Linked DNA regions of Homo sapiens: region 1 is linked to region 2. The links are chromatin loops, found by intact Hi-C in ENCODE. Cell type or tissue: PC-9. All regions are shown on one strand. Each heading gives the region's core, and the rest is flanking DNA. Links, peaks and the distances in the headings are about the cores only. Region 1 has its middle 19 kb from the start of DPRX. Region 2 overlaps ZNF331 (zinc finger protein 331).

The links. A loop is a pair of places that touch in the nucleus more often than their neighbours do. Peaks named below come from ENCODE experiments on the same cell type or tissue, not always from the same donor. Only the 100,000 strongest peaks of a DNase experiment are listed, where the experiment ranks them.
Region 1: it touches region 2 in a loop (8-fold over the local background); 1 of 110 quality-filtered maps calls a loop at or near these places.

Annotation. Positions count from the first base shown.
Region 1 is chr19:53,605,490-53,620,788 of GRCh38, reverse strand. It overlaps a transcript of DPRX not described here, the pseudogene LOC100422610 and the pseudogene OSTCP3. Among named protein-coding and RNA genes, the nearest start is that of DPRX, 19 kb to the left of the region's middle. RefSeq lists enhancers at 1,341-1,841, 6,050-7,043, 7,044-8,038, 8,039-9,032, 14,197-14,724. In PC-9, for the core only: no CTCF peak of the experiment used is centred there; a DNase peak (open chromatin) is centred at 7,888; H3K4me3 peaks cover 892 bases; H3K27ac peaks cover 1,680 bases.
Region 2 is chr19:53,541,362-53,556,660 of GRCh38, reverse strand. It overlaps ZNF331 (zinc finger protein 331), which reads right to left. Exons shown (of 6, transcript NM_001079906.2): 3 at 753-816. Among named protein-coding and RNA genes, the nearest start is that of ZNF331, 11 kb to the right of the region's middle. RefSeq lists enhancers at 2,498-2,697, 2,768-2,817. In PC-9, for the core only: no CTCF peak of the experiment used is centred there; a DNase peak (open chromatin) is centred at 11,340; H3K27ac peaks cover 2,140 bases.

The DNA of each region.
Region 1 (15,299 bases), core at 2,990-10,989, 68 kb before region 2:
AAACCCGTCTCTACTAAAAATACAAAATTTAGAGATCATGCCACTGCACTCCAGCCTGGGCAACAGAGTGAGACTTGGTCTCAAAACAACAATAACAAAAAATTTAAAATGGAAAATAGCTTTGCCCCGGGCGGGGTGGCTCACACCTGTAATCCCAGCACTTTGGGAGGCCAAGGCAGACAGATCACTTGAGGCCAGGAGTTCGAGACCAGCCTGACCAACATGGTGAAACCCCATCTCTACCAAAAAATGCAAAAAATTAGCCGGGCATAGTGACGCATGTCTGTAATCCCAGCTGCTCAGGAGGCTGAGGCAGGAGAATCTCTTGAACCCAGGGGGCAGAGGTTGCAGTGAGCCAAGATCACACCACTGCACTCCAGCCTAGGGGACAGAGGAAGACCCTGTCTAAAGAAGAAAATAGGCCGGGTACGGTGGCTCACACCTGTAATGTCAGCACTTTGGGAGGCCAAGGTGGGCGGATCATGAGGTCAGGAGATCGAGACCATCCTGGCTAACATGGTGAAACCCTGTCTCTACTAAAAATACAAAAAAACAGCCGGGCAAGGTGGCAGGTGCCTGTAGTCCCAGCTACTGGGGAGGCTGAGGCAGGAGAATGGCTTGAACCCGGGAGGCGGAGCTTGCAGTGAGGCGAGATCACGCTATAGCACTCTAGCCTGGGGGACAGAGCGAGACCCTGTCTAAAGAAGAAAGTAGCTTTGAACTGCAGGAAGTCAACATGTCTCAGGGAAAGCCTCACCCAATGTGGGATGAAATTTGGCACAGAAATGTCCCAGTCTTTCATCTCTGTGACAGGGGATGAGGCAGGGGATGATAAGAGGAAGCGTAAACAGTCTTCAACAGGCTTCAAAGGAATCAAGCCCTCATTGTCCACTTCACAGACTTCAGCAACTTATCCTTTTTTTTTTTTTTTTTTGAGATAGAGTCTCACTCTGTCACCCAGGCTGGAGTGCAGTGGCATGATCTCGGCTCACTGCAATCTCCACCTCCCAGGTTCAAGCAATTCTCCTGCCTTTGCCTCCTGAGTAGCTAGGACCACAGGCGTCTGCCACCAGGCCCAGCTAATTTTTTCTGTTTTTTGTTTTTTTTTTTTTTGAGATGAAGTTTCACTCTTGTCGCCCAGGCTGGAGTGCAATGGCACGATCTCGGCTCATCGCAACCTCCGCCTCCCAGGTTCAAGTGATTCTCCTGCCTCAGCCTCCCAAGTAGCTGGGATTACAAGCATGCACCACCACGCAAGGCTAATTTTTGTATTTTTAGTAGAGACAGGGTTTCTCCATGTTGCTCAGGCTGGTCTCTAACTCCCAACCTCAGGTGATCCGCCCGTCTCGGCCTCACAAAGTGCTAGGATTACAGGCGTGAGCCACCGCACCCGGCCTGTTTTCTGCATTTTTAGTAGAGACAGAGTTTCACTATGTTGGCCAGGCTGGTCTCAAACTCCCGACCTTGTGATCTGCTCGCCTCGGATTCCCAAAGTGCTGGGATTACAGGCATGAGCCACCACGCCTGGCCTCAACATGTCCTTAGATAAGGTGTTGGCTCCCCATCCTTTCCTGTCTTACTCTCCCTGCTACCTCCCTCTTGGTTTAGGATCACATTCTAAATAAACCTCTGGAACTGAAGCCTTTGTATCAGTGTCTGCTTTAGAGAACCCAAATTAAGTTAGTGTCATTCCGATCAACAGAATGGAGGCAGAGATACAATCAACAGGGATGTAAAAAGGACATGAAAATGAAAGGTCTCCATTTCCCTAGAAAAGATTAATCTGTTACAAGGATAAAAGACTACTGGCTGGGCGCGGTGGCTCACACCTGTAATCCCAGCACTTTGGGAGGCCGAGGCGGGTGGATCACCTGAGGTCAGGGGTTCAAGACCAGCCTGACAAACATGGCAAAACCCTGTCTCTGCTAAAAGTACAAAATTAGCCGGGTTTGGTGGCGTATGCCTGTAATCCCAGCTACTTGGGAGGCTGAGGCAGGAGAATTGCTTGAACCTGGGAGGTGGAGGTTGCAGTGAGCCAAGATAGTGCCACTGCACTCCAGCCTGGGTGACAGAGCAAGTCTCCGTCCAAAAAAAAAAAAATCTGGAGACAATATGAATAATTTCCATTTTTCTATCTCTGAGTCTTTAGTACTCTTTTTTTTTTTTTTTTTTTAGAGATGGGGTCTTGCTATGTTGCCCAGACTGGTCTCCCAACTCCTTGAACTCCTTGGTTCAAGCGATCCACCCACCTTGGCATCCCAAAGTGCTAGGATTACAGGCATGAGCTACCATGTCCATAGTAGTGTTTATTTTTTATTTTTTCTTATTTTGTTTTTTAATTAGTATTTATTTCTGTTCCTTTCATACATGTTATTGTTCAGGCAGCAGTCTTACATACCTATCTGAAATAATCTACCATCACACACTCTAGTTAAAGCCAAAGCTCCGTAGGTAAAGCTGACCAGCTGTCCAGAGTTCTCAGCTCATGGAATCTTGCTTCTTGATTTTATGTTAATTTCTGAAAGTCAGAAATGTCATCTCCAAAAAGTGTTAAGGGGGTTGTAAAAAATAATCACTATATTTGCTATTATAGTTGTAGGTATGCAGTATATTTTCTTTTCTTTCTTTCTTTCTTTTTTTTTTTTTGAAACAGAGTCTCGCTCTGTCGCCCAGGCTGGAGTGCAGTGGCAGCGATCTAGGCTCACTGCAGCCTCCGCCTCCCAGGTTCACGTGATTCTCCTGCCTCAGCCTTCCAAGTAGCTGGGATTACAGGTGCCCCGCCACCACCACGCCCGGCTAATTTTTGTATTTTTAGTAGAGATGGGGTTTCAACATGGTGGCCAGGCTGGTCTGGAACTCCTGACCTCGTGATCTGCCCACCTTGGCCTCCCAAAGTGCTGGGACTACAGAAGTGAGCCACCGCGCCTGGCTTGTATTTTCTTAAAGAAATAAAAAACTAAGAAGAAAATGCCACTCATCATCATTGGTATAGCAATGTGGTCAGCAGGAAAAGAAAATACTGTGATAAATTTGTCTCTTTAATAAAGAAGAAATTCTAGTCCAAGCTTCAATACACTTCCTGGTTTTTCACTAGATATTTCTTTTACTGCTGCTCTTCCTTCTTTTCTACATCTCATATTAGAGGATTGGACAGCCTTTAAAACTTCATTGACAGGAGCAAATCCAGTATGCACTGATTTCTTTTTTTTTTTCTTTTTTTTTTTTTTGGTGAGACGGAGATTTACTCTTGTTGTCCAGGCTGGAGTGCAATGGTGCGATCTCGGCTCACCGCATCCTCTGCCTCCCGGGTTCAAGCAATTCTCCTGCCTCAGCCTCCCGAGTAGCTGGGATTACAGACATGTGTCACCACGCCTGGCTAATTTTGTATTTGTAGTAGGGATGGGGTTTTACCATGTTGCCCAGGCTGATCTCGAACTCCTGACCTCAGATAATCCGCTCGCCTCGGCCTCCCAAAGTGCTGGGATTACAGGCGTGAGCCACTGCACCCAGCCTGATTTCTTCTTAAAGGCACTCTAACCCATCAGAGAGCCCGGTAGTTTCATTCTCACGAATACTCTAGCCGTGAAAAAAACTCAATAGGACACAGACGAATCCAACGAATAGAAGAAGAAATCTATTGAGTTTTGGGATATTTGGTGCATTCGATCGGTCCAGGATTATGAAACCTAAACCTCCCATTGTAAACAGGAAGCTGGATCCAAGTCCTTCCATAATAATATTGTCCACTTACTCTGTAGGCCAAGAAAGCTACTGGCCTCTGATGCCCTTGTTCATCAGTCATAGAGCCAACACCTGGCGGTTCAACCGTAACATCATAAACGATTCCTCTGGTGATGAGGAAGTAAGACACCACCACCAGAGCATACATAGTCATGGCCAACGGCATGTGCAGCCAGGGCGGCTTCTTCAGCTTCAGGTTGGGACATTCAAGCGCTAAGAACGGGACACGGTACAAAGTCTCCATGTTGGTGGCAGCAAGGGCCATTCTCGGCCTCTATTTTTTCTTATTTTTTGAGACAGAGTTTCGCTCTTGTTGCCCAGGCTGGAATGCAATGGTGCGATCTTGGCTCATTGCAACCTCTGCCTATGAGGTTCAAGGGATTCTCCCGCCTCAGTTTCCCAAGTAGCCGGAATTACAGGCATGCACCACCAAACCTGGCTAATTTTGTATTTTTAGCAGAGATGGGGTTTTGCCATGTTGGTTAGGCTGGTCTCGAACTCCTGACCTCAAGTGATCCACCCGCCTCAGCCTCCCAAAGTGCTGGGATTACAGGCGTGAGCCACCATGCCAGGTCCAGTACAGTCTTTTAAATAAATGACACTGGGACAGCTGAACATCCATATGGAAAAAAGGTGTTTGACCTCCACCCCATGCTATATATACGGAAGATTAATTCTAGTGGGTTGTAGATTGAATTGTAAAGGCAGAACAATGAAGTTTACAGAAGAGCTTCATGTCTTCACGCTAGGGAAACACTTCTTTTTTATTTTATTTTTTATTTATTTATTTTTTTTGAGACAGAGTTTCACTCTTGTTGCCCAGGCTGGAGTGCAATGGCGCAATCTCGGGTCACTGCAACCTCCGCCTCCTGGATTCAAGCGATTCTCCTGCCTCAGCCTCCCGAATAGCTGGGATTACAGACATGCACCACCACGCCCAGCTAATTTTGTACTTTTAGTAGAGACAGGGTTTCTCCATGTTGGTCAGGCTGGTCTCGAACTGCTGACCTTAGGTGATCCACCCGCCTCGGCGTCCCAAAGTGCTGGGATTACAGGGGTGAGCCACCACACCCAGCCCCGCCTTTTTTAATTTTTAATTTAAAAAAATTGGAGACAAGGGTTTCACTATGTTGCCCAAGCTGGTCTTGAACTCCTGGGTTCAAGTGATCCTCCCACCTTGGCCTCCCAAAGTGCTAGGATTGCAGGTGTGAGCCACCACACCCAGCCAGGAAACACCTCTTAAACAGAAGAAAAAAATGCTAACCATAACAGGAAAAATCGAACTTTTCATTATATTAAAATTAAGAAAAATAAAAAGTAATAAAAGAGGACTGTAGTAAAAAAATAAATAAAAATAAAATTAAGGATTTATATTAATCAGAAGAAACTAGGAAAAGATTTCCCATAACATAATAGCAGGAACCTAAATCTGAATCTTCATACATTCTTTAAAATTAGACAGCTCTGGGCCAGGCACAGTGGCTCGCACCTGTAATCCTAGCATTTTGGGAGGCCAAGGTGGGCGGATCACTGGAAGTCAGGAGTTTGAGACCAGCCTGGCCAACATGGCAAAACCCCGTCTCTGCTAAAAATACAAAAATTAGCCAGGCGTGGTGGCACGCACCTGTAATCCCAGCTACTCAGGAGGCTGAGGTAGGAAAATCACTTGAACCCAGGAGGTGGAGGTTACATTGAGCCAAGATCACGCCACTGCACTCCAGCCTGAGTGACAGAGTGAGACTGCGTCTCAAAGAAAAAAAAAAATTAGACAGATCTGGCTGGACACAGTAGCTCATGCCTATAATCCCAGCATTTTGGGAGGCTGAGGTGGGCGGGTCACCTAAGGCCAGGAGTTCGAGACCAGCCTGGTCAATATGGTGAAACTCTGTCTCTACTACAAGTCCAAAAAATTAGCTGGGCATGATGGCATTGAGAGGCTGAAGCACTCCAGCCTGGGTGACAGAGGAAGAATCCGTCTAAAAAAAAAATTAGATAGATCAACAGAACAAAGTAAATTACAAATTAAACACCCACAACTATAGCACCACAAATGATCTTTTTAAAAGTATATATTTAACTGAAAAAAAAAATAGAGAGACAGGGTCTTTCTATGTTCCCCAGGCTGGTCTGAAACTCCTGGGCTCAAGAGATCCTCCTGCCTTAGCCTCCCAAAGTGTTAGGATTACTGGTGTGAGCCACCATGCCTGGCCACAAATGATCTTAACCCTACCTAATCCTAGACACAAAAATCTACAAATGAACTGCAGACCTAAAATCAGAAAATAAAACAATGTTTTGTTTTAGAAGACAACACAGAAGAATGTCTTTATTACATAGAGGTAAGCTAACATTTGCTAGATAGGACCCAAAAATTTTTACAATGAAGAAAATATATAAATTAGACTATATTAAAATTAAGGACTTTTTGCTATAACAAGATGTCTTAGAAAATAAAATAAAATTAACGACTTCTGTTTCATTAAAAATTTTTTTTTTCTTTTTCAAACTTTTGGAGAGATGAGGGTCTCGCTATGTTGCCCAGGTTGGTCTTGAACTCCTGGTCTCAAGTAATTCTTCCACCTAGGCCTCTGAAAGTATTGAGATTACAGGCGTGAGCCACCGTGGTCCGCCTATTAAGGGTCTTCTTCCTCTTTCACCCAGGCTGGAGTGCAGTGGTAAGAGCATAGCTCATTGCTGCCTCAAACTCCCAGGCTCAAGGGATCCTTCCTTCTCAGCCTCCAAGTAGCTGGGACCACAGGCACGCACCATCGCTCATGGACAATTTAAAGATTCTTTTAGGCCAGGTGCAGTGGCTCACGCCTGTAATCCCAGCACTTTGGGAGGCCGAGGCGGGCAGATTACGAGGTCAGGAAATTGAGACCATCCTAGCTAACATGGTGAAACCCCATCTCTACTAAAAATACAAAAAATTAGCAGGGCGTGGTGGTGTGCACCTGTAGTCCCAGCACTTGGGAGGCTGAGGCAGAAGACTGGCATGAACCCAGGAGGCAGGGTTTGCAGTGAGCCGAGATCAGGCCACTGCACTCCAGCCTGGGCAACAGAGTGAGACTTTGTCTCAAAAAAAAAAAACAAAGGAAATACTACCCACTGGAGAAATGGGCAAAAGGCTTGGACACATATTTTACAAAGGCAAAATATCCACACGGCCAATAAACGTAGGAAAAAAAAATCCTCAATCTCCTTCGTCATTGGAGAAGTGGTCCTTGAGAATTATTTAGGGGGGCTCATTAGGGGCCATGTTCTGTCCCAATTCCGTATGAAACTCTTGTTATGTGGGTTTGAAATGATTCCAAACGCATCGTTTGGGGTTGTGGAGTACACTCTTCCCTTCCTTCTAGTGCGTGACTTCTTATCAGATCTCACAAGAGGCCAGGCGCGGTGGCTCATGCCTGTAGTCCCAGCACTTTGGGAGGCCGAGGTGGGCAGATCCCTTGGGGTCAGGAGTTTGAGACTGGCCTGGCCAACATGGTGAAACCCCCGTCTCTACTAAAAATACAAAAAAAAAAAAAAAATTAGCGGGGCATGATGGCACGCACCCGTAATTCCAGATACTTGGGAGGCTGAGGCAGGATAATTGCTAGAACCTGGGAGGTGAAGGTTACAGTCGAGCTGAGATGGTGCCACTGCACTCCAGCCTGGGTGACAGAGCGAGATTCCATCTCAACAACAACAACAAAGATCTCACACGTGACAACGTGCAGTGACCTCCCCCCTCCTCTTGGACCCCATATGTGAGCTGTTGATTTTGGTCTTTGAAATACATAGATCCACAAGAGTTTGACAGGCGCTTTGAAAGCTTAGACTGTGGCAGGCTAATATTGGGGCTCAGAAACCGATAACCTCAAAACAAAGGCTTCCGAAGCAGCTTCAGAAGCGGAAGTTTCTTCCTGACCCTCCTTCTCCCCCAAGGCTAGCCATAGAAACTAGAAACTGTCTTTCCCAAAGTGAGCCATAGACACCAGAATCCCTTTTCCCCAAATCCTGCCATAAAACCTAAAATCTCTGACTCTAATTTTCCCTCCATCTTCCCTGTAAACACTGACCATAAAGGAATTCCTGTCCTATCTTGTTTGGTTTTAGGTCTATGACCCTCATTCCAGAGAGGCTTCTGCCCTCTGCCCAGCAGGAGGGAAGGCTGCTCAGAGAGGCCAGGAGGAATGCAGAGAGACAGGTTTGCTGGGTTCCCCGTCCGCCCGACCCCTGCAGTCTATGACCTTTAGATCAGATCCATTTTGTCCAATCCTATTTCTTTTCTTTCTTCCTTTTTTAAAAATATTCTTTAACATAGAGAGGGGGTCTTTTTTTTCTTTTTTTCTTTTTGAGACCGAGTCTCACTCTGTTGCCCAGGCTGGAATGCCGTGGCACAATCTCAGCTCACTGCAACCTCCGCCTCCCGGGTTCAAGCCATTCTCCTGTCCCGGCCTCCCAATTAGCTAGGATTACAGGCGCCTGCCAGCATGGCCGGCTAATTTTTGTATTTTTCATAGAGACGAGGTTTCACCATGTTGGCCAGGCTGGTCTCGAACGCCTGACCTCAAGTGATCCACCTGCCTCGGCCTCCCAAAGAGCTGGGATTACAGGCGTGAGCCACTGCACCCGGCCACGTCCAATCCTATTTCTATGCTGCTGTCTGCTTTTTTGTGTTTTGTTTTTGAGACCGGTTTCACTCTGTTGTCCAGGCAGTGGTAGGATCATAGCTCACTGCAACCTCAACCTCCTGGGTTCAAGCCACCCTCCTGTCTCAGCCTCCTAACTAGCTGGGACTACAGGTGTATGCCACCATGCCCACTCATTTTTAAATTTTTTGTAGAGATGGGGTCTTCCTATGTTTCTCAGGCTGGTCTTGAATTCCTGGGCTCAAGCGATTCTCCTGCCTTGGCCCCCCAATGTGTTAGTGTTTTACAGGCGTGAGCCACTGCACCACCCAGCTTACTTTTTTTTTTGAGGTGGAGTCTCGCTCTGTCACCCAGGCTAGAGTGCAGTGGCACGATCTCGGCTCACGGCAACCTCCACCTCCCGGATTCAAGCAATTCTCCTGTCTCAGCCTCCCGAGTAGCTGGGATTACAGGCGCCCACCACCATGCCCGGCTAATTTTTGTATTTTTAACAGAGACGGGTTTTCACCATATTGGTCAGGCTGGTCTCAAACTCCTGACCTCAGGTGATCCACCTGCCTCGGCCTTCCAGAGTGCTGGGATTCCAGGCGTGAGCCACTGCGCCCAGCCAGTTCACCTCAAATTTGAATTAGACTTTACTTTTCACATAGTCCTTCCTCCATCCTGTGAGCAACAGGACTTTAAAAATTTGGAACTCACTCACTATTCGGTTAACGTACTTTGCCTACAGAGTGCATTCTATGAAGTGTGTTCGTGTTATTCTTCTCCTCCTTAAGCATTGTCAATGTTTTTTTTAAAAATCTCTTTTTATGTCAATAAACTGTGGAAGGCATGAAATCGTACCGCAATCATCTCCTTATTTCCACCATAAATATTAGGGCCAGGCGCGGAGGCTCGTGCCTATAATCCCAGAACTTTGGGAGGCTGAGGCGGGTGGATCACTTCAGCCCAGGAGTCCAAGACCAGTGTAGGCAACATGGCAAAACCCCATCTGTACCAAAAATACAAAAATTATCTGGGTGTGGTAATGTGGGACTATAGTCCCAGCTACTCAGGAGGCTCAAGTGGGAGGATGCCTTGAGCCTGCTGCACTCCAGCCTGAGTGACACAGCGAGACCATGTCTCAAAAAAAAATTTAAAAAAATTATCATGAGAGCACTTTTTGTCTTGCAAAAAGGATTTTTTGTTTTTTTTAGAAGGTCACTTTGTGGCTGGGCTCTGTGGCTCGCGCCTGTAATCCCAGTGCTTTCAGAGGCCGAGGCAGTTGGATCACCTGAGGTCAGGAGTTTGAGACCAGCCTGGCCAACATGGTGAAACCTTGTCTCTACTAAAAATACAAAAATTGGTCAGGCATGGTGTTGGTTGCCTGTAATCCCAGCTACTTGGAGGCTGAGGGAGGAGAATCGTTTGAACCTGGGAGGCGGAGGTTTCATTGAGCCGAGATGGTCCCACTGCACTCCAGCCTGGGAGACAGAGCGAGACTCCATCTCAAAGAAAAACAAGAACAAAACAGCGTACAGTGCTCTGTCTGAAGGTGGCCTCCTTATTTGTCTACAATCAGTGGTGTCCAATCTTTTGGCTTCCCTGGGCCACATTGGAAGAAGAAGAATTGTCTCCGGGTACACATAAAATACACTAACGATAGCTGATGGGCTGAAAAAAACCCAGAATCACAAACAAACTCGTAATGTTTTAAGAAAGTTTCTGAATTTGTGTGGGACCACATTCAAAGCCATCCTGAGCTGCAGGCAGCCTATGGGCCGCTGGTTGGACAAGCTGGGACTCCACATCAGCCCTTGCACCTGCCCCCGGCAGAGCTCCAGCTTCAGGTGTGTTTCTTCACTATAATTTACTAAACCTGCAGCTAAGCTTTCTAAGTGGCAATATTTCACTTAGGGTGGTATAAAATTAAAACAGCCAATGAAGGGAACTTTTTTCTTATTTGATACATAATAATTGTACATATTAATGGGGCACGTGATATTTTGATACATGAATGGAGTAGGTAATGATCATCATGTCACGGCATCTAGGATATCCAACCCCTCACCCATGGATCATTTCTTTTTCCTTCTTCTTTTTTCTTTTTTCGAGACAGAGTCTTGCTCTGTCGCCCAGGCTGGAGTGCAATGGTGTGATCTCTGCTCACTGCAACCTCTGCCACCCAGTTTCAAGCAATTCTCCTGGCTCAGCCTCCTGAGTAGCTGGGATTACAGGCATAAATGCCACCACACCCGCCTAATTTTTTTTTTTTTTTTTGAGACACAGTTTTGCTCTTGTCACCCAGGCTGGAGTGCAGTGGCCCAATCTCGGCTCACGGCAACCTCTGCCTCCCAGGTTCAAGTGATTCTCCTCACTCAGCCTCCCAAGTAGCTGGGATTACAGGTGTGGGCACCACCCCTGGCTTATTTTTATTTTTATTTTTTGAGATGGAGTCTTGCTCTGTTGCCCAGGCTGGAGTGCAGTGGCATGATGTCAGCCCACCACAACCTCCACCTCCCGGGTTCAAGCAATTCTCCTTCCTCAGCCTCCCAAGTACCTGGGACTATAGGTGTGTGCCACCACGTCCAGCTAATTTTTGTATTTTTAGTAGAGACAGGGTTTCACCATGTTGGCCAGGCTGGTCCCAAACTCCTGACTTCAGGTGACCTGCCCGCCTTGGCCTCCCAAAGTGCTGGGATTATGCCCAGCCAATTTTTGGATTTTTAGTAGAGACGGGGTTTTGCCATGTTGGTCAGGCTGGTCTAGAACCCCTGATCTCAGGTGATCTGCCCACTTCGGCCTTTCAAAGTGCTGGGATTACAGGAGTGAGCCACGGTGGCCAGCCGGTACACACGTGGATTTATTTCTGGATTTTCTATACTGTACCATTGCTCTATATGTTTGGGGTTTTTTTTGTTTCTGGTTTGGTTGTTTTTTTTTTTTTTTTTTTTTTTTTTTTTTTGAGACCGAGTCTCGCTCTGTCGCCCAGGCTAAAGTACAGTGGTGTGGTCTTGGCTCACAGCAGCCTCAGTCTTCAGGTTCAAGCGCTTCTCCTGCCTCAGCCTCCTGGGTAGCTCCGATTATAGGCGCCTGCCACCATGCGCAGCTAATTTTTGTATTTTTTGTAGAGATGGGGTTTCACCATGTTGCCCAGGCTGGTCTTGAACTCCTGAGCTCAAGGGATCTGCCCCTCTTGGCCTCCCAAAGTGCTGGGATTACAGGTGTGAGCCACAATACCCAGCCATATGTCTGTTTTTATACCAATACCATGTTGTTTTGGTTACCAGAGCCTTCTGATATGTTTTGAAGTCAGGTAACATGATGTCTCCAGCTTTATTCTTTTTGTTCAGGATTCCTTTTGCTATTTGAGCTCTTTTTGTTTCCAAATGAATTGTAAGGTCTTTCTTTTCTTTCTCGCTTTCTTTCTTTCTTTCTCTTTCTTTCTTTTCTTTCCTTTTTTTTTTTTTTTTTTTTTGACGGAGTCTCACTCTGTCCGCCCAGGCTGGAGTGCAGTGGCGCGATCTTGGCTCACTGCAACCTCTGCCTCCCAGCTTCACACCATTCTCCTGCCTCAGCCTCCCGAGTAGCTGGGACTACAGGCGCCCGCCACCATGCCCGGCTAATTTTTCTGTGTATTTTTAGTAGATACAGGGTTTCACCATGTTAGCCAGGATGGTCTCAATCTCCTTACCTCGTGATCCGCCCGCCTCAGCCTCCCAGAGTGCTGGGATTACAGGCGTGAGCCACTGCGCCTGGCCTGAAATGAACCATTTGAAAGCATGCAGTTCAGTGGCATTTAGTACATCCACGGCATTGTGCAGCTGCCACTTCCATCTAATTGGGAAACGTTTTCATCACCCCTGCGGGAAACCCTGCACCCTTTAGGCGGTCGTTCCCCATTCCCTTTGGCTCCTGGCAACCACGGATCTGCCTTCTGTCTCTGTGGGTTTATTTATTCTGGATATTCCATGTTTCCCACAGGACTGCTGGCTCTGGGAGCTCGGGAGTCAGCCTGGGGTTCCAAAGTCTTCACAGGTGTGAACCTTTTGGTTCTGAGCTGCGTCATCTTCTCCGGCTTCATCAAGGGAGATCTGCACAACTGGCAGCTCACAGACGCCGACTACAAATGGGCCGAGCTGGGGTGGTCCAACGACACCCACAGGTGAGGGCACAGGTTTATTTTATTTTTTTTTATTTTTTAATTTTAATTTTAATTTTTATTTATTTTTATTTATTTATTTATTTACTTTTTTTTTTTGAGATGGAGTCTCACTCTGTCACCCAGGCTGGAGTGCAGTGGCACGATCTCGGCTCATGCAACCTCTGCCTCCCGGGTTCAAGCGATTCTCCTGCCTCAGCCTCCGAGTAGCTGGGATTACAGGTACCTGCCACCATGCTCGGCTAATTTTTGTATTTTTAATAGAGATGGGGTTTTACCACGTTGGCCAGGCTGGTCTCGAACTCCTGACCTCCATTGATCTGTCCACCTCTGACTCCCAAAGTGCTAGGATTTCAGGTGTGACCCACTGTGCCTGGCCTGTTTTTTTATTTTCAAATTTACCTTTATTTTTATTTTTTGAGATGGAGTCTCACTCTGTCGCCCAGGCCAAATTTCGGTCGCACAATTTCAGCTCACTGCAACCTCTGCCTCCCGGGTTCAAGCGATTCTCCTGCTTCAGCCACCTGGGATTACAGGTGCGTGCCACCACACCCGGCCAATTTGGTTTTTTTTTTTTTTTGGTAGAGACGGGGTTTCACCATGTTGGCCAGGCTGGTCTCAAACTCCTGACCTCAGGTGATCTGCCCACCTTGGCCTCTCAAAGTGCTGGGATTACAGGTGTGAACCACTCACTGCTCCCAGCCTAAAACTTATTTTTATTTTTTGAAACAGGGTCTTGCTCTGTCCCTCAGGCTGGAGTGCAGTAGCACGATCATGGCTCACTGCAGCCTCTACCTCCCAGGCTCAAGCAATCATCTAGAGTAGCTAGGACTAGAGGTGTGCACCACCACACCTAGCTAAGTTTTTAAATTTTTGTAGAGATGGGGTTTTGCCATGTTGCCCAGGCTGGTCTCAACCTCTGGGCTCAAGTGATCCACCTGACTCAGCCTCCCAAAGTGCTGGGATTATAGGCGTGAGCCATTGCAACTGGCCAGAGGTGCCCTCTTGGACACAGGAGTGGGGCCTGGGGTGCAGAACCTGGACTATTGTGGGAATAGGGGGAATCTGGGTTGACGGAGCCAGATGATGGGGAGTGGGGATGGCAGTGGGGGCCCCGGGCTTGTGGAATTAACTGAGCAGTTGGAGTTAACTGAGTCGTCCCAGAAAGACGGCTGCACACCTTACCAATGTTTCTTGTTCCTTCTGTCCCCGTAGCTCGGGCTCCCTGGGCTCTGGAGGGTTTGTGCCTTTTGGCTTTGGCGTGATTCTCCATGGAGCGGCCACGTGTTTCTTTGCATTTGTGGGTTTTGATGGCATTGCCACCACAGGTAACACGGTCATTCTGTCTCATCGGGGGTTTGGGCACTGTTTGGGCTGCCGCTGGGCACAGGTTTCATTAAAGGCTACCCTGTTCTCAGATGGGGAAGAGGGAAGAGGGTTTTGTACCTTCACTTCCGTGCATTTTCCTGGCCCAGTGCGTATACCTGTCCTGCAGGAGAAGAAGCCCTCCACCCTCACCGCCCGGTGCATATACCTGTCCCGCAGGAGAAGAAGCCCTCCACCCTCACCGCCCGGTGCATATACCTGTCCCGCAGGAGAAGAAGCCCTCCACCCTCACCGCCTCCACCCTCACCGCTCCATCCCCTTGGGCACTGTGACCTCGATCTTCATCTGCTTCTTGGCCTATTTTGGTGTCTCAGCGGCGCTCACCCTCATAGTGCCCCTACTACCTGATATGTCCCGAGAACCCCTTGCCGGAGGCTTTTGTCCACATTGGATGGGCCCCCATCAGATATGCTGTGGCCGTCGGCACCCTCTGTGCCCTTTCCTCCAGGTCAGTGCTGGATGCTCTCTCCCTGTCTGCTGTCTGGTTCTCGGGTGTCCTGGGCCTTGGTAAAGGGAGGAGACGTTTCACCCACGGAGGCGACAGAGCAGAAGCCCCAGTCCCTCTTGCTTCCTGAGTCCCCATGCGTGTTCCCGTTTTCTCCTGCATGCAGCCTCCTGGGTGCCACGTTCCCCACGCCTCGCGTGCTCTAGTCAATGGCTGAGGACAGGCTCCTTTTCTGCGGACTCGCCCGGATCCACGCCCACACCAGCACCCCTGTGGTGGCCACTGTCGTTGCTGGGACCCTTGCAGGTAAAGGCCCAGAATCCAGGCTTTCTTTCATCCATTTTCTATGAGTTAGTTCCTCATCCTCCCCCACAGCCCATCCATTTTTGCTTTTATTATTATTCATCAATTTTTTTAAAAAGTTGGCTATTACAAAAGTTTATTTAATAAAAAGTTTAACAGGAAAATGGGACTAGGCTCAGTGGCTCACGCCTATAACCCCAGCACTTTGGGAGGCTGAGGTGGGAGGATTGCTTGATCCCAGGAGTTCAAGACCACCCTGGGCAACACAGGGAGACTTCCATCTCAACAAAAATTAAAAAAAAAGTTAGCCAGGCATGCTGGAACGTGCCTGTAGTCCCAGCTACTGGGGAGGCTCAAGTGGGAGGATTGCTTGAGCCCAGGAGGTTGAGGCTTCAGTGAGCTGAGGTCACACCACTGCACGCCAGCCTGGGTGACAAAGCAAGACCCTGTCTCAAAATAAAATAAAATAATTAAAATAAATACAATACAATACAATATAGAAAATGGGGCGGGGTGCAGTGCCTGATGCCTGTAACCCCCGTACTTTGGGAGGCCAAGGCAGAATCACTTGAGCCCAGGAGTTTGAGACCAGCCTGGGCAACATAGCCAGACCCTGAGATCATTTTTTTGTCTCTGCAAAAAAATT
Region 2 (15,299 bases), core at 6,500-14,499:
GTCTCAAAAACAAAACAAAACAAAAACAATAAAAAAGGCCCAACATGGTGGCTCACATCTGTAATCCAAGCACTTTTTGAGGCCAAGGTGGGAGGAAAGCTTGAGCTCATGAGATCAAGACCAGCCTGGGTAACATAGTGAGACCCTGTCTCTAAAAAAAAAAAAAATTAAAAAAAAAAAGTTTGCCCTTTTAGTCACACAGTCTATGGTACTTTGTTATCACAGACTGAATCAACTAAGACAAGAATTAAGAGGTGTGTGCAAAATAGACAAGAGACAGTTTAGTACAGAGAATATGTGCTTAATAAATGTGACCAGGCTCCTCTCTTCCTTCACTGAATAATCAGTCGTCATCTTGGATAGGATATTTACAAAACGTCTAATTCAATAGGATTTCCTTTTTTTTTTTTTTTTTTTTGAGATGGAGTCTCGCTGTGTTGCCCAGGCTGGAGTGAAGCGGTGCGATCTCGGCTCACTGCAAGCTCCGCCTCCCGGGTTCCCGCCATTCTCCTGCCTCAGCCTCCCGAGTAGCTGGGACTACAGGCGCCCACCACCACTCCCGGCTAATTTTTGTATTTTTAGTAGAGACGGGGTTTCACCGTGTTAGCCAGGATGGTCTCGATCTCCAGACCTTGTGATTTGCCCACCTCGGCCTCCCAAAGTGCTGGGATTACAGGCGTGAGCCACTGCGCCCGCCGACTAAGTCTCATAAACACATATGATTTAATTAAAAAAAAAAAAAAGATACTCACCTGACCTAAGATGTTTAACGATTCGTCTTCCTCCTCGGGGATGCTTTTTCTGAAGGATGCTGGCCTGGGGAAAACAGAACCAGAAGGGTAACACCTGCCATACCTAATAAAACCAATGAGAAATACGAGGCCCCGAGATGGAGTTTCTGGGAGATTCCTGAAGAGCACGCTGTGGTAACTGAGATGATGAAGCGTGGAGCTGCCCCTCTCCCTGTCTCCCACATCAGGGACGTGTCCCTCTACAGGAGGAATTCTACTCCTGAGGCCACCGTCTCCTGTCACTCAGGCGCCCTGAGTGGAGAGCACTTCTAGCTCTGAAAGCGTCACCTCATGGCTGTTTCTGCCTTCTTGTTGGTGAATTTCCTGGCAGGGCTCAGGCACTCCCGTCCTTCCGCGGCCCTTGTTCTCAGGCAGGTACCGCTTGGTTAGGAGGTGAAGGCAGGGGAAGCAGCAGAGACGCTGGAGCTACAGGTTGTGCTGTCACACACACCTGCGTCACCCAGAAGGCCCGATCATCCATCCCAGCACAGAGAAGCTGGAGCTACAGGTTGTGTTGTCACACACACCTGCGTCACCCAGAAGGCCCGATCACCCATCTCAGCACAGAGACGCTGGAACTACAGGTTGTGCTGTCACACACACCTGCGTCACCCAGAAGGCCCGATCACCCATCCCAGCACACAGAAGCTGGAGCTACAGGTTGTGTTGTCACACACACCTGCGTCACCCAGAAGGCCCGATCACCCATCTCAGCACAGAGACGCTGGAGCTACAGGTTGTGCTGTCACACACACCTGCGTCACCCAGAAGGCCCGACCAACCATCCCAGCACAAGCCTGCACTGATGGCTCAGCCTCACCACAGCACACACTGGCCTGAGACACATCTGCGCCCCTCATACCCACTAACGCCCAGCACGGCCACGCTGCCGGCCCCGCCACTCCACACAGTGCAAAGGCACATCCGTGGGCCACGGAGACCCGTCCTGATCGCCGCCCCCACATATCCCCCAGAGCGCACCTCACAGAACAGAGTCCCGGGGACGCACTGCCGAGGTTCACAGGTGCGGGTTCCGTCGCCCCAAAGCCTCGGGAGCACCCCAGCCCTAGTTATGGGGAGAGCCCGGCTGCGTCACCCCACACCCTCTCCAGCAAGTGCGTCACCGCTAGAAGCTCCGTGCCCGTCTCCCCTTGGAGCCATGGGCGCCAATCTCACCTGCGCGGACTGGCGGAGACACAGCGGTTGCGTCACCGGTGCAGAAGCGCACCGAGCACGGCCCCCATCACCCCCAATGACGCTTGCGTGCACCCGTGTCACAGTTACGGGAGATAGAGCCGCCGCGTCAGCCTCGCACTCCCACGCAAGTGCGTCACACAGTCGGTCCCGCCACCCATGGAGGCCAGCGCGCATGCGCACCCCGGACTCGGGAGGGGCCTCCCGCACCCAGCGGCCGGAGCGCGCAGGCAGCAGCAGAGCCCGACACGCATGTGCGTGCACACAGATCCTGACACGCATGTACACCCAGACCGCGACATGCACGTGTACGCGCACACAGACCCCCAACGCATGCGTGTGGCCAGACCTTGATCCGCATGTGCGACCAGACCCCGACACACATGTGCGCGTGCACAGACGCTGACACATGCACACACTGACACGCGTGCGCGCCCTTCCCACTCCTTCCTTCTTTGGCCTCTCCCGAAGCCACAGGCGCACTCGGCGGTCCCCCTACCCCCATGCTTGGCGCGCACCCCTGGGTTCCTCCTAGGAAGCGAATGCCCTACTCAGGCCCAAACACACAGGGGCTTCGGGAAGGGGTGAGAGGCTTGAGGAGGGCGATGTCTGGGGAAACCAGAGCCCCAAGCCCCGTGTCCCAGCATGCAGCGCCTTAAGTTCCTGGGGGGCCTCTGGGAAACGTAGTCTGGGCCGGTCCCAGGCAGGGGCCTCAGGGCGCGTTCCAGGCAGGCAGCCCCACACTGAGTCCATCTTGCTCCCTGCAGACGCCCGTTCCCGGCTGGGAGAGGGGCTGTGTCACCCCAGCTGGGAGCCCGTCTGGCCTCTGAGTGGGGTGATGCCGGGTGAGCCATGGCTGTCATCAGAAGGGTATCCTCTCCTAGCCCCTCTGGAGCATCACCTGGAATTCTCTGCAGGCCGCCAGCACAGGCTGCCCGAGGTGCTATTCGGTGTCCCTTGCTTGCTGGATTGTAAACAATGTACAGGCAGCAGTTATGCCCAGTTAGTCCCGCTCTCATTCCAAGTACTAATGTCACAGGGTCTACAGGATGTTGCAGGTACTACTTAACCACAGTCTCATTTTGACTCAAAATCCCACTTTTTAGAATTTATCCCAAGGAAATAGCTAGAGTAGTACACACATGTATGCCCAAGATGTTTGGAGATTATCTTGTGTGGGAAAGTTTTTCTTTTAAATTGATACAACCGTAGATTCTTAGGTAGTTGTACACATAATACTGAGAAAGCCTATGTATCTTTCACCTGGTTACACCAATTGGTGATTATAGTATACAGTATAATATCACCGCCAGGACATTCACAATGACATCATCCATTGATGTTATGCAAATTTCAAGACACTAATTTTTTTTTTTTTTTTTTGAGATGGAGTTTCACTCTTGTTGCCTAGGCCAGGATTACAGGCATGAGCCACTGCACCCAGCCAAGACAGTAATTTTTAAAAATGAAAATCTTGCAGAAGATAGAGGAAAATATCACAGTAGAGTACAGAATAAATAAATTAGTCTGTTATATAATGGCATAAAATACATTTACTAATAGTGATACTGATTCATGTAAATTGAAAGACGGTATCATTAATTACTAAGAGAGGAAGGTAGGTTTGAAAGGGTATGTATAATTTGGGAGGAGATATTTTGGTGAAATTAAGAACATAGGCTCTATGTTCTTAATTTCTATAACTTTCAGAATGTGAATCTGAGCTCTAACAGTTATTAACTGCTTGTTTCCTCACTAGTAAAATTGGGATAATAATACTATAAGGTATGACTGTCTCAGCTATTAAATATCAGAATATCTAATACATACGGCAATATGTAAAGATTTTTTAAGTTTGTGGTTACTATTGAAGATCAGTAACATTACACTGATCCTGAATCCAGTTTTAAAAAAGAAACTCATCTGCTGTTTTTAATTTTTTTGAAACAGGGTCTCGCTTTGTCACCCAGGCTGGAGAGCAGTAGTGCAATCTCAACCACACTGCAACCTCTGCCTCCTAGGCTCAAGTCATCCTCCCACCTTAGCCTCCCAAGAGCTGGGACTACAGGTGCACGCCACCACATCTGGCTAGTTTTTGTAATTTTTTTTCTTTTTTTTTTGGTAGAGACGGGGTCTTGCTATGCTGCCCAGGCTGGCCTTGATCTCCTGAGCTCAAGCAATCTGCCTCCTTGGCCTCCCAAAGTGCTGGGATTACAAGCAAGGGCCACTGCACCCGGCCTGCTGTTTTTTTCTTATGCTAAAATATGTACTTGTCAAACCAGCTGTCAATATAGCAAATGCTAACTAAAAGGAACTTTCAGAGCCTGATGTTAAGAATGAAATTTGTTTTGTTTAAGCATGTTAGGTAAAAATATTCTAAGACACATAAGGAGGAAATGTTCCCTCTCACAAGCGAGTAGGGGAACAGAGAGATGATTCTGCATCAAAAATTGTGCTCAAATAATATGATCTTAGAAGATGCCAAACTGGGAACATTAGCAAGAGGATGAATCATGTGTTCCATGTGTTATAGGACATTTATGCAAACCATTTTAATTGTCATCGTACTCAATTTCACTGATCTTGGATTTGTTATTTGTATAGTGGGTATTTTTTACTTGTACATATAATCATGGAAATGTTACTTGTACAAGCAGATTTGTAAGGCAACAGGCGTCAGTGATTACTGTCATGGTCTTTGAAAGAACCATTAAAATCATAGAAAATTTAATTCTGAAAGGCTGTAGAGCCATCCCTCAGTATCCAGATTTGTTCCAGAACCCCCCTGAATATCAAAATCCTCGAATGCTTCAGACTCTTATACAAAGTGGTATAGTATCTGCATATAACCTATCCACATCCTCCTGTACATTTTAGATTCTAGATTCTTTATAAATTATCTTATATGCTATGCTAATAATTTTCATACTGTATGGTTTAGAATAATGAGAAGAAAAGTCTGTACATGTTCAATACAGATGTTAGCATCTGTAAAATAGGATGCAAACCTCCTATTTTTTTTCCCAAGGATATTTTTGATCTGTGGCTGAATCCACAGATGCAGAACTCATTCCAAGGGTGCACTATATTTTTTGATAATTTGTTGCCATGGGATTAGTTTCAGATGATGTGTCTCTACTCCTATAAGGTGTAAATATATGAGAGGTTTTCCAAAACAAGACAAAGATCACTGGCACACCCCTCCCATCCCCACATGCTCACAGGTATAACGTGACCCGTGGCTGGGCTGGATGCCTTTCACAAACTACCATTTGGAAAGTCTTTGATTCATTTACTTTATCAATTAGAAGGATTTAATGTTCCAGAAACAAAAGCACATACATGTTTAGAGGGGAAGTGGAGGACTATAAACATATATACCAAATATGATTAACAGTAATTATCTCTAGATGGAATTATGGGTAATTAATTTTGAGATTCTTCTTTATGAACTCCTTAGAGGACTGAATTTTTTTGCAGTTGGCCTGCATTAATCCCGTTATAAGGAGTGAAAGTTAAGGGAGTCCTAATTTTAAAAAATGATTGGCCAGGCGCAGTGGCTCAAGCCTGTAATCCCAGCACTTTGGGAGGCCAAGGTGGGTGGATCACGAAGTCAGGAGTTCGACACCAGCCTGACCAACATGGTGAAACCCCATCTCTACTAAAAAATACAATAATTAGCTAGGCATAGTGGTGCACACTACTCAGGAGGCTGAGGTAGGAGAAGAGCTTGAACCCGGGAGGCGGAGGTTGGGCCGAGATTGCACCTTGCACTCCAGACTGGGTGACAGAGCAAGACTCTGTCTCAAAAAAAAAGAAAAAAAAAAAAAAAGATTAACGGCCAGGCATGGTGGCTCACGCCTGTAATCTTAGCACTTTGGGAGGCCAAGGTGGGCAGGTCACTTGAGGTCAGGAGTTTGAGACCAGTATGGCCAACATGGCAAAACCCCATCTCTACTAAAAACACAAAAATTAGCCTGGCGTGGTGGCAGGAGCCTGTAATCCCAGGTACTCGGGAGGCTGAGGCAGGAGAATCGCTTGAACTTGGGAGGCGGAAGTTGCAGTGAGCCAAGATCGGGCCAATGCATTCCAGCATGGGTGATACAGCGAGACTCTAACTCAAAAAAAAAAAAAAAAAAAAAAAAAGACAAAATAGACTTTAAATCAAAAACTGTAAAGAGAGGCAAAGAATGTCATTATATAATAAAATTAGTCCATCAGTCAAGATGATATATTAATTATAGATATGTATGCATCCAGCATTGGAGCTCTTAAATACATAAAGCAAACATTAAGAAATCTCAAGGGAGGGTTAGATTTTAATACAATGACAGAAGAGGACTTCAAATCCTACTTTCAACAAAGGAAAGATCATTCGGACAGAAAATCAACAAGTAAACATTGGACCTGAATTACGCTTTAGACCAAATGGACCTAACAGTTGTATTCTGCACCATCTCTCTAATAGCGGCAGCATGTACATTCTTCTCAAGTACACAGGAAACATTCTCCAGGATAGATCATGTTAGGACATGATACAAATCTTAAGAAATTTACAATGACTGACATCATATGAATGACCTTTTCCAACCACAAGGGCATAAAACTGGAAATCAATAACGGGAGAAATTTAGGTAAATCAAAAAATATGTGGATATTAATCGACATGATGCTAAACAACCAATGGGCCAGGGAAGAAACTGTAAAAATATTTTGAGACAAACGTAAATGTAAACACAACATCCTCAAATCTTAAAGAAGGCAAGAGAGGCAGTTCTAAGCCGGAAGTTTATAGCAGTAAATACTTATATCACGAAAGAAGGAAGATCTCAAACAAACATTTCAAGGAACCAGAAAATGAACAAATGGAGTCTAAAGATAGGAAGGAAGGAAATAATAAAGATTAGAGCAAAAAATAAATAAAATACAGACTGGAAAACAATATGAAAAGATTTTTAAAAAAAAATTTTTTTTTTTTTTTTGAGACAGAGTCCCCACTGTTCCCATACATAGGATTTCTAACGTTAGAATCATGAGGCTTTTAAGAATTGCACAAGATGTTTCTCAGGTCCCAAATTCCAGTGAAATAGCTGATGCCAAGCAGTCTGAAGACAACCACAGAGGAACAGAATCAGCATGAGAATAGTTTCTTCATCTTCCTGTCTCATGACTCCACACTGCACTCTTTAAGCAGTGATTTCCACACTTTAAAACCCTTAAAAACCCTAGCTCCAAACTCCCTGGGAGGACGGATTTCATTTTCATCCTACCTCCTTGTTCTGCAGCCTTACAGTAAACCGTCTTTCTTTGCTGCAACCTGCTGTATTGACATGCTGTGCTCATGGGGCAACGGACCTATTACGGTTATAATACTGGCATGAAAACACACACAATGGAAGAACAGAGCTCAGAAACAAATCCAAACTCATGGTCAACTGATCTTTGACAAAGGTGCCAACATCACACAATGGGGAAAGGACGATCTCTTAAATAAATGCTGTTGGGAAAACTGGATATTTGCATGCAGAAGAATGCAACTGGACCCTTATTTTACTTCATAGAGAAAAATGAGGCCAGGTGCGGTGGCTCACCTGAGGTCAGGAGTTTAAGACCTGCCTGGCCAACATGGGGAAACTCCGTCTCTACTAAAAATACAAAAATTAGCCAGGTGTGGTGGCAGGAGCCTGTAATCTCAGCTACTGAGGAGGCTGAGGGAGGAGAAATCACTTGAACCTGGGAGGTGGAGGTTGCAGTGAGCCGAGATCGTGCCACTGCACTCCAGCCTGGGTGACAGAGTGAGACTTGGTCTCAAAAAAAAAAAGAAGAAAAAGAAAAAAAGAAAAATGAAGTCAAAATGGATTAAAGACATAAAAAGTAAGACCAGAAACTGTAAAACTACTGGGAGAATACATAGGGAAAATTCTCCTTCACATCGCCCTTGGCAATGAGTTTTTAGCTATCACACCAGATCATCCTACAAAAGCAAAAATAAGCAAATGGGACTACATCAAACTAAAAATCTCCCACACAGCAAAGGAAACAAAATGAAAAGGTAGCCTATGGATTGGGAGAGACTATTTCAAACCATATATCTGATAAGGGGTTAATATCCAAAATAGGGCTTGGCATGGTGGCTCACACCTGTAATCCCAGAACTTTGGAAGGCCGAGATGGGAGGACTGCTTGAGCCCAGGAGTTTAAGATCAGCCTGGGCAACATGGTGAGACCCCATATCTACAAAAAATTGAAAAATTAGTCGGGCATTGGCCGGGCACCGTGGCTCACACCTGTAATCCCAGCACTTTGGGAGGCTGAGGCAAGTGGATCATGAGGTCAGGAGATCGAGACCATCCTGGCTAACAGGGTGAAACCCTGTCTCTACTAAAAATACAAAAAAAAAATTAGCCGGGCGTGGTGGCACGCGCCTGTAATCCCAGCTACTCGGAGGCTGAGGCAGGAGAATCGCTTGAACCCGGGAGGCGGAGGTTGCAGTGAGCCGAGATCACGCCACTGCACTCCAGCCTGGGTGACAGAGGGAGACTCCATCTCAAAAAAAAAGAAAAGAAAAGAAAAGAAAAATTAGCCGGGCATGATGGCATGTGCCTGTAGTCCCAGCTACTTGGGAGGCTGAGGTAGGAGGATTGCTTGGGTCCAGGAGGTGGAGGATGCAGTGAACTGTCATTGCACCACTGCACTCCAGCCTGGATGACAGAGCAAGACCCTGTCTAGAAAACAAACAAAAAAAAACAAACAAAAATGACAAAACATAGAACTCAAACAACTTAACAGCAAAAAACCAAACAACCCTGATAATAAATGGGCAGAAAACTTGAACAGCCATTTCTTGATAGAACACATACAAATTGCTATAGGTCTGTGAAAAATTGCTCAGGATCACTACTATTATTCAGGGCAACAAAAAGTTAAACCACAATGAGATATCACCTCATACATGTAAGAATGGCTTTTATTAAAAAACAAACAAAAAAAATAACATGTTGGCAAGGCTGTGAGGAAAAGAGGACCCTTATACACTGTTGGTTAGAATGTAAATTAGCCATGATGGAAAACACCGTGGAGATGCCTGAAAAAACTAAAACTATCAGATGACGCAGCAATCCCACTCTGGGTATATATCCAAAGAAAATGAAATTAGTATGTCATGGCGATACCTGTGCTCCCGTGTTCACTGCAGTAGCATTATTCACAGTAGCCAAGATAAGGAATCAACCTACATACTCATCAGGAATTAATAAAGAAAGTGTGGTAGAGATAACACAATGCAATGCCATCCAGCCTTTATAAAGAAGGAAATCCTGTTATTGTGACAACATGGGTAAATCTGGAGGACATTGTACTAAGTGAAATAAGCTAGACAGACAAATCCTGCATGATGTCATTACATGTGGAGTGTAAAAAAAATCCAACTCACAGAAGAAGAGAGGTGGTCGTCAGGGCCTGGGAGGGTGATGGGGAATGAGAAGATTAAAGGAGATAAAGTGGGAATAATTTCTGGAGATTTATTGTCTAGCATGGTGACTAAATATAATGAATAATATTGAATATGCCAAGAGACTAGATTTAAATGTTCTCATTGCAAATATGATTATCAGTGAGTTGAGGGAGGGATATGTTAATCAGCTTGATTTAATCTGCAGTATAAACACAGATCAAAGCCTCTGTAGACCATAAACATACACAAATTGCCATTGAAGACAGCTGCCAACCTCTGCCCTAGATCCAGAACTCATACTCAACATTAAACCATATGGTTTCTCACAGTTCACACAAACGGGGAACTGAAGAAAAACAGAAGCTGTCCGCCCAAAGAAGTCCAAGTGAATAGAACAAATTTCGATTTACTGCATATTGAAAAACATCTCTGCCTTTGATGACACAGAAATTAGCTCAAACTCCGCTCTTAAAGGCCTCACAAAACTGACAACTTTGCCAGGTACAGACTAAACAAACTAACTTTCTCTTTTCTTGTGCTCTAAAAATCAGTCCCATGGAAAAGACCAAAGATATCTGTGTTTGACTCCACCTAAAAACGAATCCCCTCCTTACCCAAGCACACTGTAAAATAAAGCGCGCTAACATGAACCTCTAGGAGGGAGTTGTTTTTTTTTTTTTTAGGGGGGATTTTTCTATACCATCAGATCTTAGAAAACCAGAGCACACAGCAGGATGTCAACAATTTGACAAATGGGTTTGTGGATACTCAAAGGAGAGGGCTGGTCAACCAGGGGGTACAGAGAGGAATATACCTGCCTGGCCCTTGCCACATCCCCTGGGGAGGAATTACTGGGATAAATTGCTATTAGGGAGGATATTTGGGGCCATAAAGAGTAAAGAGTCCTAAGTCATATAAACACAAATCATTTAATGAACAAAAAAGGTAACTCATGTGGAGAGCCGACTTTCAGATATATAATATTAGGTCAGTGCAAAAGCAATTGACATTAGACATAATGGCAAAAACCGCAATTACTTTTGCACCAACCTAAATAATAATTTTTTTTTTTTTTTTTTTTTCCCCCTCAGGATGCTTTTTCTGAAGGATGCCAGCCTAGGGGAAAGGAAGAATGAGAACCTAGGGTCTTTCTGGAGCACAGGCTGCATTAGCAAATACCCTCCAGGGCACGCCTGTCCCCAGGCCACAGCCGAAACCAATCCGAATGGAGAGGACACTGGCATTTGTGAGTTTCAGAGTTCTTGGGGACTAACGTGTATTTACTGGATTCTAGAACACGTGATGCTCCCGACACTCACCTACCAAGTTAGTCACCTCTCCCTCCACAAGGACTCCCACTCCTGAGGCTTCCCGTTACTGTGACACAGGAGCCGGTACGGAGAACACGTCCGGCTTGAACACTTATCTATGACAATGGCTGTGCCCTTTGTGTTGGTTCAGTTAATGACAGGGTCCTGGCTCTCATGTCCCACTGGGGGCCGCTGCTCTCAGGCAGGTACCACACTGTTGGAAGGTGAAGGCAGAGGAAGCCCAGAGACAATGGAAATACAAGTGGCAGACTGTGAGTCAGTGACTGATCTAGGACTGTGGCTGGGTGATCGGGAGTGTGGCCTACTGAGTGTCCATGAGTGGATGTGACTGGCGCTGTGTCACCCCAGCTGGGACCCCGTCTGGCCTCTTGAGTGGGGTGATGCCGGGCGAGCCACGGCTGTTCTCAGAAGGGTATCCTCTCCTAGGCCCTCTGGGGCGTCACCTGGAATTCTCTGCAGGCCACAGCACAGGCTGCCCGAGCTGCTGTTCGGTGCCCCTTGCTTGCTGGATTGTAAACAATGTGCAGGCAGCAGTTATGCCCCGTTAGTCACGCTCTCATTCCAAGTACTAACGTCACAGGGTGTGGCATAGTGCGGGCCCTTAACAAACATCTAATTTTGACTCAAAATTCCACATGTGGAATTTATGGGTCCAGGAGGAGGAAACAGTTAGAAAGACAAGAAAACAGAAGTACATAAATGTATGTGAAAGAGCGATCAAGAAAAATTTTTTTCTAGGTAAGTTATTTTTCTAAAAAACTGAGATAACTGTAGATTCACATGTAGTTGTAAATAATAATACAGAGAGATCCAGTGCACCCTTAACCTGACTTACACCAGTAGTGATACCTTATAAAACTACAGTACAGGCCGGGCATGGTGGCTCATGCCTGTAATCCCAGCACTTTTGGAGGCCAAGGCAGGCAGATCACAAATTCGACACCAGCCTGGCCAACATGGTGAAACCCCGTCTCTACTAAAAATACAAAAATTAGCTGGCTATGGTGGTGGGAGCCTGTAATCCCCGCTACTCAGGAGGCTGAGGCAGGAGAATTGCTTGAACCCAGAAGGTGGAGGTTGCAGTGAGCTGAGATTGTGCCACTGCACTCCAGCCTGGGTGACAGAGAAAGACTCCGTCTCAAAAAAAAGAAAAACAAAACTGCAGTACAGTATCACAGCCAGGATAGTGACACAGATTCCCTCCTTGATCTTATCTATGATTTCCAGAGAATACAGTTTCAACAACGAAAAAAATAGCAGTATCTCACAGTAGAGGATGGGTTAAATTATGGTCTGCTATATGATGGCATGGAATACTAACAATATTGATTCTTTTTTTTTTTTTTTGAGACGGAGTCTTGCTCTGTCGCCCAGGCTGGAGTGCAGTGGCGTGATCTCGGCTCACTGCAAGCTCTGTCTCCTGGGTTCACGCCATTCTCCTGCCTCAGCCTCCCGAGTAGCTGGGACTACAGGTGCCCACTACCTCGCCCGGCTAATTTTTTGTATTTTTAGTAGAGATGGGGTTTCACCGTGTTAGCCAGGATGGTCTCCATCTCCTGACCTCGTGATCCGCCCACCTTGGCCTCCCAAAGTGCTGGGATTACAGGCATGAGCCACCACACCCGGCCTAATAATATCGATTCTTATTGAGAATTTTTTTTTTTTTTTGAGACGGAGTCTTGCTCTGGCCAAGCTGGAGTGCAGTGGCGTGATCTCAACTCACTGCAACCTCCGCCTCCCGGGTTCAAGCGATTCTCCTGCCTCAGCCTCCCGAGTAGCTGGGACTACAGGTGCATGCCACCACGCCCAGCCAATTTTTGTATTTTTAGTAGAGATGGGATTTCACCATGGTGGCCAGGACGGTCTCGATCTCCTGACCTTGTGATCTGCCCACCTCGACCTCCCAAAGTGCTGGGATTACAGCCATGAGCCACCGCGTCTGGCTTGAGAAAATTTTTATGATGAATTACCAAGTGAAGAAGGTAGATTAAAAAGGTGTATATAATTTGGGCAGAGATGTTTTGATGAAATTAAGAATACAGGTTGTGTGGTCTGACTTTAGAGATGTGAATCTGAACCCTGGCAGTTAGCCTCATAGTGTCTGTTTCGTCACTGATAAAATGTAATAAAAGTACTACATGGTATGATTGTTACAACTGGCAAGTATGATAATCTATGTAAAACACTCAATAATATGTGACATTTGTGTAATAGAAGTTACCTGTTATTATTGAAGACCAACTCATGTCGGCCAATCTCCTTGCTTTTTTTCTTTAAAAAAAGTTTTTCTTTTTATAGTTTTTATTTTTAAAAAATTCATAATAAGGCTGGGCGTGGTGGCTCATGCCTGTAATCCCAGCACTTTGGGAGGCCAAGGCAGGCGGATCGGATCACGAGGTCAGGAGTTTGAGACCAGCCTGGCCAACGTGGTGAAACCCCGTCTCTACTAAAGATACAAAAAACTAGCTGGGCATGGTGGTGCGCGCTTGTAATCCCAGCTACTCAGGAGGTTGAGGCAGGAGGATTGCTTGAACTGGAAGGTGGAGGTTCAGTGAACCAAGATTGCACCATTACACTCCAGCCTGGGAGACAGGGCGAGACTCCGTCTCAAAAAAATAAAAAAATTCATAATAGAGACAGGGTCTCACCATGTTGCCCAGGTTGGTCTTGAACTTGTGGGCTCAAGCGATCCTCCTGCCTCACAGCCTGCCAAAGTGCTTTGGATTACAGGTGTGAGCCACCATGCCTGGCCCCCTCCTTTTTTTTCTAATGGTAAAATGTGCCACTGGGCGCGGTGGCTCATGCCTGTAATCCCAGCACTTTCGGAGGCTGAGGCAGGTGGATCACCTGAGGTCGGGAGTTCAAGACCAGCCTGACCAACATGGAAAAACCCTGTCTCTACTAAAAATACAAAATTAGCTGGGCGTGGTGGCACTTGCCTGTAATCTCAGCTACTTAAGAGGCTGAAGCAGGAGAATCGCTTGAACCCGGGAGGCAGAGGTTGCGGTGAGCCGCGATTGCGCCATTGCACTCCAGCCTAGGCAACCAGAGCGAAACTCTGTCTCAAGAAAAACAAAAGTGCCTTCCTTGAACCCGCTGTCTGCGTAATCAATATTAACCAAAAATAACATTCAGAGTCTGATGTTAAGAATGAAATTCATTTTGTTTAACAAAATGAATACATTAGCAAAAGAGATTCTAAGAAATATAACGAGGAAATGTTCCCTTTCCATCAGCAACTAGGGGGACAGAGACATTGTTCTGCATAAGAAAATCTAATTTAATGACTCTAATCTGAGAAGATGCCAAGTTGAGAACATTAGCAAGAGGCTGAATTTTGTGTTCCACGGGATAAGGGAGATACATATGAGATACTGTCATCTAATTCTTTTTCTATCTTGGAAATGTTACTTATACAGCCCATATTTGTTACTTGTACAAATAATCTTGCTAATGTCACATGGAAAGTCCGTATCTGCAAGGCACCCAGTGATTAGTGTTCATGGGTGATTATTGTGATGTCCTGGGAAAGGAACATTAACATTCTATAATCTAATTCTAAAAGGCTGTCTTTCTTGAAAATTTGTTACCATAGGTTAGATTCAGATGATGGATTTCTAATCCTACAAGGTAGAAATATGTGAGATATTTCAAAACAAGGCAAAGATCACTGGCATAGCCCTTCCCCTCCCAACACACACACAGGTGTAATGCGACTCATGGCTGGGTTGGATTCCTTTTATAAATTAAGATTTGGAGTCTCTGACTCATTTATGATGAATTAGCAAGATTCAATACTCCAAAAACAAAACACACACATGCTTAGAGGCAAAGAAGAGGCCTAGAAACATAAATACCATTTCAGATGTTTTTTTCTTGTTTTTTTTTTTGAGACACTGTCTCCCTTTGTTGCCCAGGCTAGAGTGCAATGGCTCACTGCAGCCTGGAACCCCTAAGCCCAAGTGATCCTCCCACAGCAGCCTTCTGAGTAGCTGAAACTATAGGTATGCATCACCATGCCTGGCTAATCTTTTTCAATTTTTTATTTTAGTAGAGATGGAGTCTCACTGTTGCCCAGGCTGGTCTCAGACTCCTGGCCTCAAGTGATCATCCCGCTTTGGCCTCCCAAAGTGCTGGCCATTTAAAATGTTCATCAGTGATTATCTCTGGATGGTACAATTATGGGTAATTTGGAGATTCTTCTTTAAGGGCTCCTTAGGGACTGTTTCTTTCTTTGCCCCCAGCAGGCCTGCATTAATCCTATTATAAGAAATATAACAAGATAGGAGCAGGGTACAGTGGCTGGTGCCTGTAATCCCAGGTACTTGAGAGGCCGAGGTGGGAAGACCACTTTAGCCCAGGAGATTGAGGCTGCTGTGAACTATTATCAACCCACTGCACTCCAGCATGGGCAACAGAACACAACCTTGTCTATAAGGAAAAAACAAAACAAAACAAAACAAAAACACATAAAAGAAGAAATATAGGCCGGGCACGGTGGCTCACGCCTGTAATCCCAGCACTTTGGGA